Linked DNA regions of Homo sapiens: region 2 is linked to region 1. The links are chromatin contacts, found by Hi-C or POLR2A ChIA-PET in ENCODE. All regions are on one chromosome and are shown on one strand. Each heading gives the region's core, a stretch centred on a gene start or an enhancer-like site at or near the end of the contact. The rest is flanking DNA. Distances are from core to core; before and after follow the strand shown.

The links. Hi-C counts contacts between places; a loop is a spot of excess contacts on that map. ChIA-PET counts read pairs that join two places held with the same protein, here RNA polymerase II (POLR2A). Pooled maps may share reads with other maps.
Region 2: a map of Caco-2 shows a loop between it and region 1 (6-fold over the local background). The contact joins two enhancer-like sites. A Hi-C loop is called at or near these places in 11 of 168 maps with a recorded cell type or tissue (Caco-2, Calu3, GM12878 and 7 more) and 1 of 50 pooled maps. POLR2A ChIA-PET finds 5 or more read pairs at or near these places in 2 of 52 experiments (Panc1 and WTC11).

What each region holds. Positions count from the first base shown.
Region 1 is chr18:3,720,897-3,724,504 of GRCh38, forward strand. The region is part of intron 7 of DLGAP1 (DLG associated protein 1); the gene reads right to left. Among named protein-coding and RNA genes, the nearest start is that of DLGAP1-AS6, 70 kb to the left of the region's middle. Within about 2 kb of position 1,656, at least 3 of the 41 ENCODE cell types and tissues checked have a DNase peak (open chromatin) inside an H3K27ac peak, as active enhancers do.
Region 2 is chr18:3,769,531-3,773,138 of GRCh38, forward strand. The region is part of intron 5 of DLGAP1 (DLG associated protein 1); the gene reads right to left. Among named protein-coding and RNA genes, the nearest start is that of DLGAP1-AS3, 110 kb to the right of the region's middle. RefSeq lists a silencer at 1,877-2,096. Within about 2 kb of position 1,626, at least 16 of the 41 ENCODE cell types and tissues checked have a DNase peak (open chromatin) inside an H3K27ac peak, as active enhancers do.

The sequences.
Region 1 (3,608 bases), core at 406-2,905:
AAAAAAAAAAAAATTAGCTGGGCCTGGTATAATCTCAGCTATACTGGGGGCTGAGTTGAGAGGATTACTGGATTGCTCGAGCACAGGATGTTGAGGCTGCAGTGAGCTGGGATTGCACCACTGTACTCTAGCCTGAGTGGCAGAGTGAGACTCTGCCTCCAGAAAAAAAAAGGTGTCTGTGGAGGTATCATAAAGACAAAAGTGAATGATAAAGATTCACATTGAGAGAGCCTGTTTTTCTAGTTTGTGTTTTCTGATTGACCTTTGTAACTGAGTTGCTATTGTTCACATCTTTGCTCTACAGTTCAAGCAAGAGACCAGTCAGATCAGAATTACATTAGTTTAGTATTTTTTTACTTAACCCAAGGGCACAGACATCTGACCACTTCATCAGCCTCAAAACAGAATTTGCCACCTGCTTAATTTACGCATGAGTTGGCAAAAATTATTTTCTCCATTTAGTGCTGTCTGACAACACCATGACTAGATCAGGGGATTGGATATTTGATCTTCCAAATCCGCATAATGTGAAAACGACTAAGTGTAACAGGAAATTTTAAACCCAGAGAGTATTTTCTTTTCATAGGCTTTTAAAAAAATTTAATTTCAGTCTAGTTTTTTTCATCTTTTTCTTTAAACAGATATTTCACAGACAAACCAACATGAGAGGCCATGTCAATAATATGTGAACAAATGTTTCTTTAAAAAAGAGAATTTTTTAGAAACTGATATAGAAAATACAGATTTCAAATATGGCAGGAAGCTAAATGCATATTTGCGAGAGGAAAGAATGAAAGAAAAAAGCTCCTAGGCCTTTTATTCTATAAATGGATTTGTATTAAATTATTTCAGATTATACCATAGTTTCCAAGGCATTTATTGGTGATTACAGAGAGAATTTCACTTACTAGCTGTGTGGCCTGGTCAAGTTGTGTAACCTCTCTAAGTCTTACATTTTTTTTTCTCTGTTTGATTTAAATGATAATATCATGTGCAAGTCATAGAGTATTCATTACGGTTACATTAGACAATGTATGCAGCTGTTTGTATGCTTGTCAAATAATAAGTGCTTAAAGGTTAGCTATTATCATTATTATTAAACTAAGCCACATTGAGAGATTTAAAATCAAAGCCAAAGTAGGGCATTCTAATTTGTAATTTGCATAATGCTTCCTTGTGAATGATCTCATGTGAACCTTACAACAGCCTTTAAGGCCAGTGTGCCAGAAAACCCTGGAAGCCCCTTCACTGTTTGCCATGCAATAACCCCGAATGTGGGCAAAGGTGGACTTGCTTGTTGGCTGTCTGTGAGGCATAGCCCCTCAAGGTTGGCACTCCGTTCCCAAGAGGTGATTTATGTACTTCAAAACAACTGCAGGAGATGGAAGCACATGGTATTCTTCAGATTTTAAATCTTGCTCTGTGCCTGATAGGACTTTTGCATTTTTATGACTTCCTAATATTATAGAGGAATCCTACCTCGAGTGCCCCACAGAAGAAAGGAGAAGTTATAACCAAAAGTCTCCTGCAAATCATCACTGTCAGTTTCCTTCAATGTAACAGCAGACAAGGATAAGTTGCCTCACAAAAGGAGTAGGTTGTGTCATAAATCTTGCTCTTTTTTCTTTCGTCTGAGCCTGCAAGGGTGGAAGTACGCGATGTCTCCAGTTCCACTTGGAGAGATTCAAAGAAGGAAAACTCATTAGCAGAGGGACAAGGAACCAGTCCAGGCAATATCTGAATATTTATTATTTGATTTTATCTTGAATAGAAAAGAAAGGTGCTTTGTTCAGAAAGCTTCTGATTGATATCTGTCCCTTTGACTTCTGAACCTTTGCCTCCCTGCTTTATAACAAGGATCTATTAATTAACTTGGTGCTTGGCAGAAAGAACTGAGCTTTCCCCGAACTCTAAGAATTCTCCAAAAATGGTCATTAATGCTGGGAAGAGGATCAGCATTGTAATCTCATTTTATACATGAAGAAACTGAAGTTCAGATTAACTTCATACTCAAGCAATAAATAATTTGTAGAGCCGGGCACCGAAGGAACAAAGGGCTGTTTACTGAGAGACCTGAGCTTCTTATTCTGACTTTGCCTCCTGTTGGAGGTTCACCACTTTGGGCCTTAGTTTCCTTACCTTTGAATGGGTTTGATGAATTAGATAGGTGCAGCAGACTTTCTCTGTAAAGGGCCACATCATAAATGTATTTGGCTTTGTGGGCCAAAACATTCCTGCAGAGACTACTCTGCAGGAACTATTCAACTCTGCTTTTAAAAGAGGGAACTATTCGCTGAAACTTCTGTTTACAGATAGCAGGTAAACAAATGGGTGTGAGTTATGCCTGATGACAGTTAATTTACAAAAACAGGCAGCAGGTTGGACTTGGTCCATAGGGTATGTTTGCAGACCACTAGACTGGATGATGTAGAAGTTTGTTTATAACTGCTAATATTTGATGACTCAGCTTGTTTTAATAGCAATGCTATTTTCCCTAGGAAAGTCAGCTTGATTATTCAATCGTCTGTGGCTTGTGCAGTTTGTGGAGTACTTAAAGATTTTTCTGCAGCTTTTCCTTTCTTCTTCCATTTTTGAATGCCTGCTGTGTGTATTGCAATTACAAATTATTATCTTAATGTCATTCTGCTTAGGGTTTAGGGTTTGTGTGGGGGGGGAGTGGGGAGCAAGGTGTGTGGGATTGGAGTGTGGAGTGCATGAAGGTGGGTGAGGTGTGGTCTCCTGGGTAGGATGACTGACTTGGAATGAAGACCCAAACCCTTAGGAGAACTTTCTGAATGTTAGTTCTGACCTCAGATGATCAACAGATTAGCTGCTTTTGCTATATTAAGCAAGGCTTGAGCAAGTGTTTCAGAGCTGCCAGGAATGGGGGAGGGTGTAAGGTAGGAAGATGGAAGAATGTGTCTCAACTTAGAGGAAAATATGATTTCTCCTGTTACAAAAATCAAACTGTAAATACTTCTGTTACTGTGGTCCCAAGCTACATCCAAGAGGGTAAGCACTGCTTTCCCATGGGGGACACTGTACCCTAGGTTCTTACTCCCCTTCCTGAACTATGTGAAGGAGAGGAGAACAGTTCAACTCCATCATTGTTTAATAAATTCCTCTAATAAGAGAATTAGAGTATTGGTGGGGCATAGTGGCTCACACCTGTAATCCTAGCACTTTGGGATGTTGAGGTGGGAGGATCACTTGAACTCTGGAGTTTGAGACCAGCCTGAGCAACATAGCAAGTCTTCGTCTCTACCTCTACAAATTGTTTTTTAAAAATTAGCCGGGCACAGTGGCATGTGCCTGTGGTCCCAGCTACTCTAGAGGTTGAGGTGAGAGGATCACTTGGGTCTGGGAGGTTAAGGCTGCAGTGAGCCATAATCACACCACTGCACTGCAGCCTGGGCAACAGAGCAAAATATAGCACACAGGCCAAACTTTAAGAGTAACAGTGTGGCAAATGAACCTATTTACTCTTTATAAAACTTGTATTATTGCTACACAAAGCTTCTTTGGAATTTCAAAGTGAAGAATTTTCTTAAAAGACCAGAGAATCTGTTGGGTGTGGTGGCTCATGCCTGTAATCTCAGAACTTTGGG
Region 2 (3,608 bases), core at 376-2,875, 49 kb after region 1:
TACATCCATGGAATACTTCTCAGCAACAGCCTGGATGAATTTCCAGAGAACTATGCTGAATGAAGAAAGCCAGTCCCAAAAGGTTACATACTGTGTGATTCCATTCATGTAAAATGACAGAGTTACAGAAATGGAGAACAGATTGGTGATTGCGAGGGGTAAAGAAAGTGGTGGGGTTGGGAGGGAAGTGGGTGTGGCTATAAAAGGGCAACATGAGGGACCCATGCAATGATGGAAATGTTTGTATCTTGACTACCAGTGTCAATATCCTCTTTGTGATATTGTTCTACAGTTTTTTGAAATGTTACCACGGTGGGTGGGGGGGGAAAACTGGGTATAAGGTGCATGAGATCTCTCTGTACTATTTTTACAACTACATGTTAATCTACAATTATCTCAAAATAATTTTAATCTCAAAATAAAATTTTAATTAAAAAAATCCCACCTTCAGACAATGAATGAGTCAGGATGCAGGAAAAACTAATAGTGTGGTTCACCATCTAGTTCAAAGCTGGACATTGGAACTGAGTTTGTACCTAAGAATAAGTAGAACCAAGTTAGTCTCCAAATTTTTAAACGTCTGCCATGATGAACCAGGGTCTGTGTGTGTGGCAGTGAGAAGAGCACACTTGAAGAATGTACTCATGGGTGGACTTGGGACCTGGTTGGAGACAGGCACTACTATGCATAAGGCCTGCATCTTCCATTTTCCCTGTCTGATAGGTCAGTGCTGTCACTGTGGGAGAGAGAAGGCAGGCAGGAGAAGGGAGGTGGTGGAATTTTCCTCTTATTCTTCTCTGAGTCTCTAGAAATTTGGGTACTTCTTAATGACCAGACACATGTCCTGAATATTGCTCCTGCCTTACCCCCACATCACTGGCTACTGCAAACTCCTAATAGTCACCTTGATGCCATAATTAAGGCAAAAAAGACTGGAGGTGGCCATAGGAAAAGGCATTTAAAATACATTTTGATGTGCCATGAAACACAGATGAATGCCCATTCATTGGCTATGTTTTACATGGGCTTTAGCTGTAGAAATGCAACAGCTCTGAAATTTATACTTAGAGAAAATAACTACTCATTCATCTGAACAAAAACATAAAAGTTTTCCAGGAAATGTGAAGAATCATTAACTTCACAGATTCTGAACAGAAAGTATAATTGCATACGCTATAAGGCAGAAGTATATTTGAAAGCATTTGTGAGTGAAATGGAAACATGCCCCATCAATCCATTATCACCAGAATCACATAGTATTTAAATGGCCACAGATACTCTGACTAAATCAATTAGGTACAAAGACAGAAATAATGAGTACTGTTGGTGGTCAAAAGCTTTTCCAGATAGGTGTTTAGGTGTTGGAAAGATGACTTCTACCCACTTTTATTACCTTTATGCCATGGTAAATTATAGTAATTTCTTATGCCTTGGGTGAAAGAATGGAAAGATAATATTCACCGTATTGAGGATGGTTTAACTTTTCTATAGAGAAGCACCGAACAATCACTACCACATGAAAAGGGATAAAAGCTTTCTGGTCAAAATGTACTCTATTATGCTAGCAATATAAGCTATTCGACATATTCTGTTGTGGAAATTCCCAAGCTCCCAAGATTCCGATAAGGAACGTGCTGCACGAGCTCAGGGCAGCAAGGAGATTAGACAATAAATAAACAAAGCTCCCCTTTCACAAGCTGCGGTCCCATGGCTGAGAATCCGCTCTTGTTCTTCTCTCTTCTAACCCCTGGGTCTTGTTCTTCCCTTCCTCTTCTCTGGGTCTTTATTAATTGGGCTTTGTGTCTATTCTAATGAAAAAGGCACCGATGCTCCGTCCCACTCCTTCCTGCGCCCCCGTGGAAGGACGGTGGGGGGACGACGGCGTAGGTCCAGGGGAGCTGAGAGTGCGTCTGTGTTTCCCCGGAGACGCGCTCGGCCCGGGGGCGGGTGGCGGCGTCAGTCCCGGGGAGGACCGGCAGGGGGCGGTCGAGGCTGAGGACTGCGCAGGACCGCCCGGGCGGGACGTGCCGTGTGTACTGCGGGACTTGCATAATACCACTCTCCAAGTCAGGGTGCCTTCCAGGAAATCCTGAGCGAGTTGCTCATTCAAGTTTTTCCATGTTTGACGTTGGTGACTTAATCAAAGAATCAAAGGATGTCAGGGGCCTGGATTGCTGTTATCTTCTTTCAAAGGCTCTCCTTCAACGGATAAAAAATTAAGGCTCAGAGCAGCTCTGGGTCTAACTAGCTAGTTAGTGGCAGAGCTGACGCTGTAACTGAGGTCTACTAACTGCCTGCCCTAGCTCTGAAAAAAAAAAAAAAATCCATGTGGCCACTGCCAGCTTCTATTTACAAGATAAATTTCTAACGCTGAAAGAACATTCTCTCCTCTCCCGGTCCCTTCTGAGTTCGCATTTCTGTGGCTTAAGCTGCAAGTGGTGAAGCTTATTTCGGGAACAGAAGCGCAAATTTAAAATACAATAGAATTATGAATAGATTGCAATATTTGACTATTTTATAACAACCATAGACTCTGATGGTAAAAACAGTTAAAACCTAAGCCTTTCTTTCTTTTCTTTTCTTTCCTTTCTTTCTTTTCTTTTCTTTCTCTCCTTCCTTCCTTCCCTTTCTTTCTCTCCTTCCTTTCTCTCCTTCCTTCCTTTCTCTTCTTCTCTCCTTTTCTTTCTCTCTTTCTTTTCTTTCTCTCCTTCCTTCTTTCCTTCCTTTCTTTCTCTCTTTCCTTCCTTTCTCTCCTTTTCTCCTTTTCTTTCTTTCTCTCCTTCCTTCCTTCCTTTCTCTCCTTCTCTCTCTCTCTCTCTTTCTTTCTTTCTTTCTTTCTTTCTTTCTTTCTTTCTTTCTTTCTTTCTTTCTTTCTTTCTCTTTCTTTCTTTCCTTCCTTCCTCCCTCCCTCCCTCCCCCCCACCCCCCTCTTTCTTTCTTTCTTTCTTTCTTCTGTCCCGGAGATCTTAATGAGCTCCTTGTGTATTCTTTCTTTCTTTTCTTTCTGGTCTAGTGTAGCTGCCTGTCGTCTTTTAATATATTTAGGAATAAGGAGGCTTTGTGAATTTTACATTCATGTGATCATTTTGGGAATTTTATTAATAATATTATTATATCCTCAATTTCTGAGCCCCACCCCAGAACAATTAATTTAGGCTCTAAGGGTGTTTTTAAAAACAGGCTATTCAAAATGTGGTTCTTGGACCAGTGGCATTGGCACCCCCTGGGAGCTTGTTAGGCATGCAGAATCACAGGCCCCACTTCAGACCCGCTAAATTAGCATCTGCATTGTAACAGGACTTCCAGGTGATTCTTAACTGCACTAAAGTTTGAAAAGACCAACTCTAAGCCCCCGATAACTCCAGTGAACATTTGGCAGAGGGCCTCACCTCTTCAGCATGGTATTGAACGGAGCCCCTGGTCCTTACCTTAGTGTTCCTGTCCATAATTAACTTGGCAGAGCCCATTTAAAAGAAGAGAACATTTTTACTTGTGCTTTAAGATCAGGCTGAAAGAATACTGGAATGAAGGAGTTCTTAATGAGCTCCTTGTGTATTCTTAGATGGGACTTAAAAATTTTTTTTTATTTTTTTAATGTGAAAGGGCAC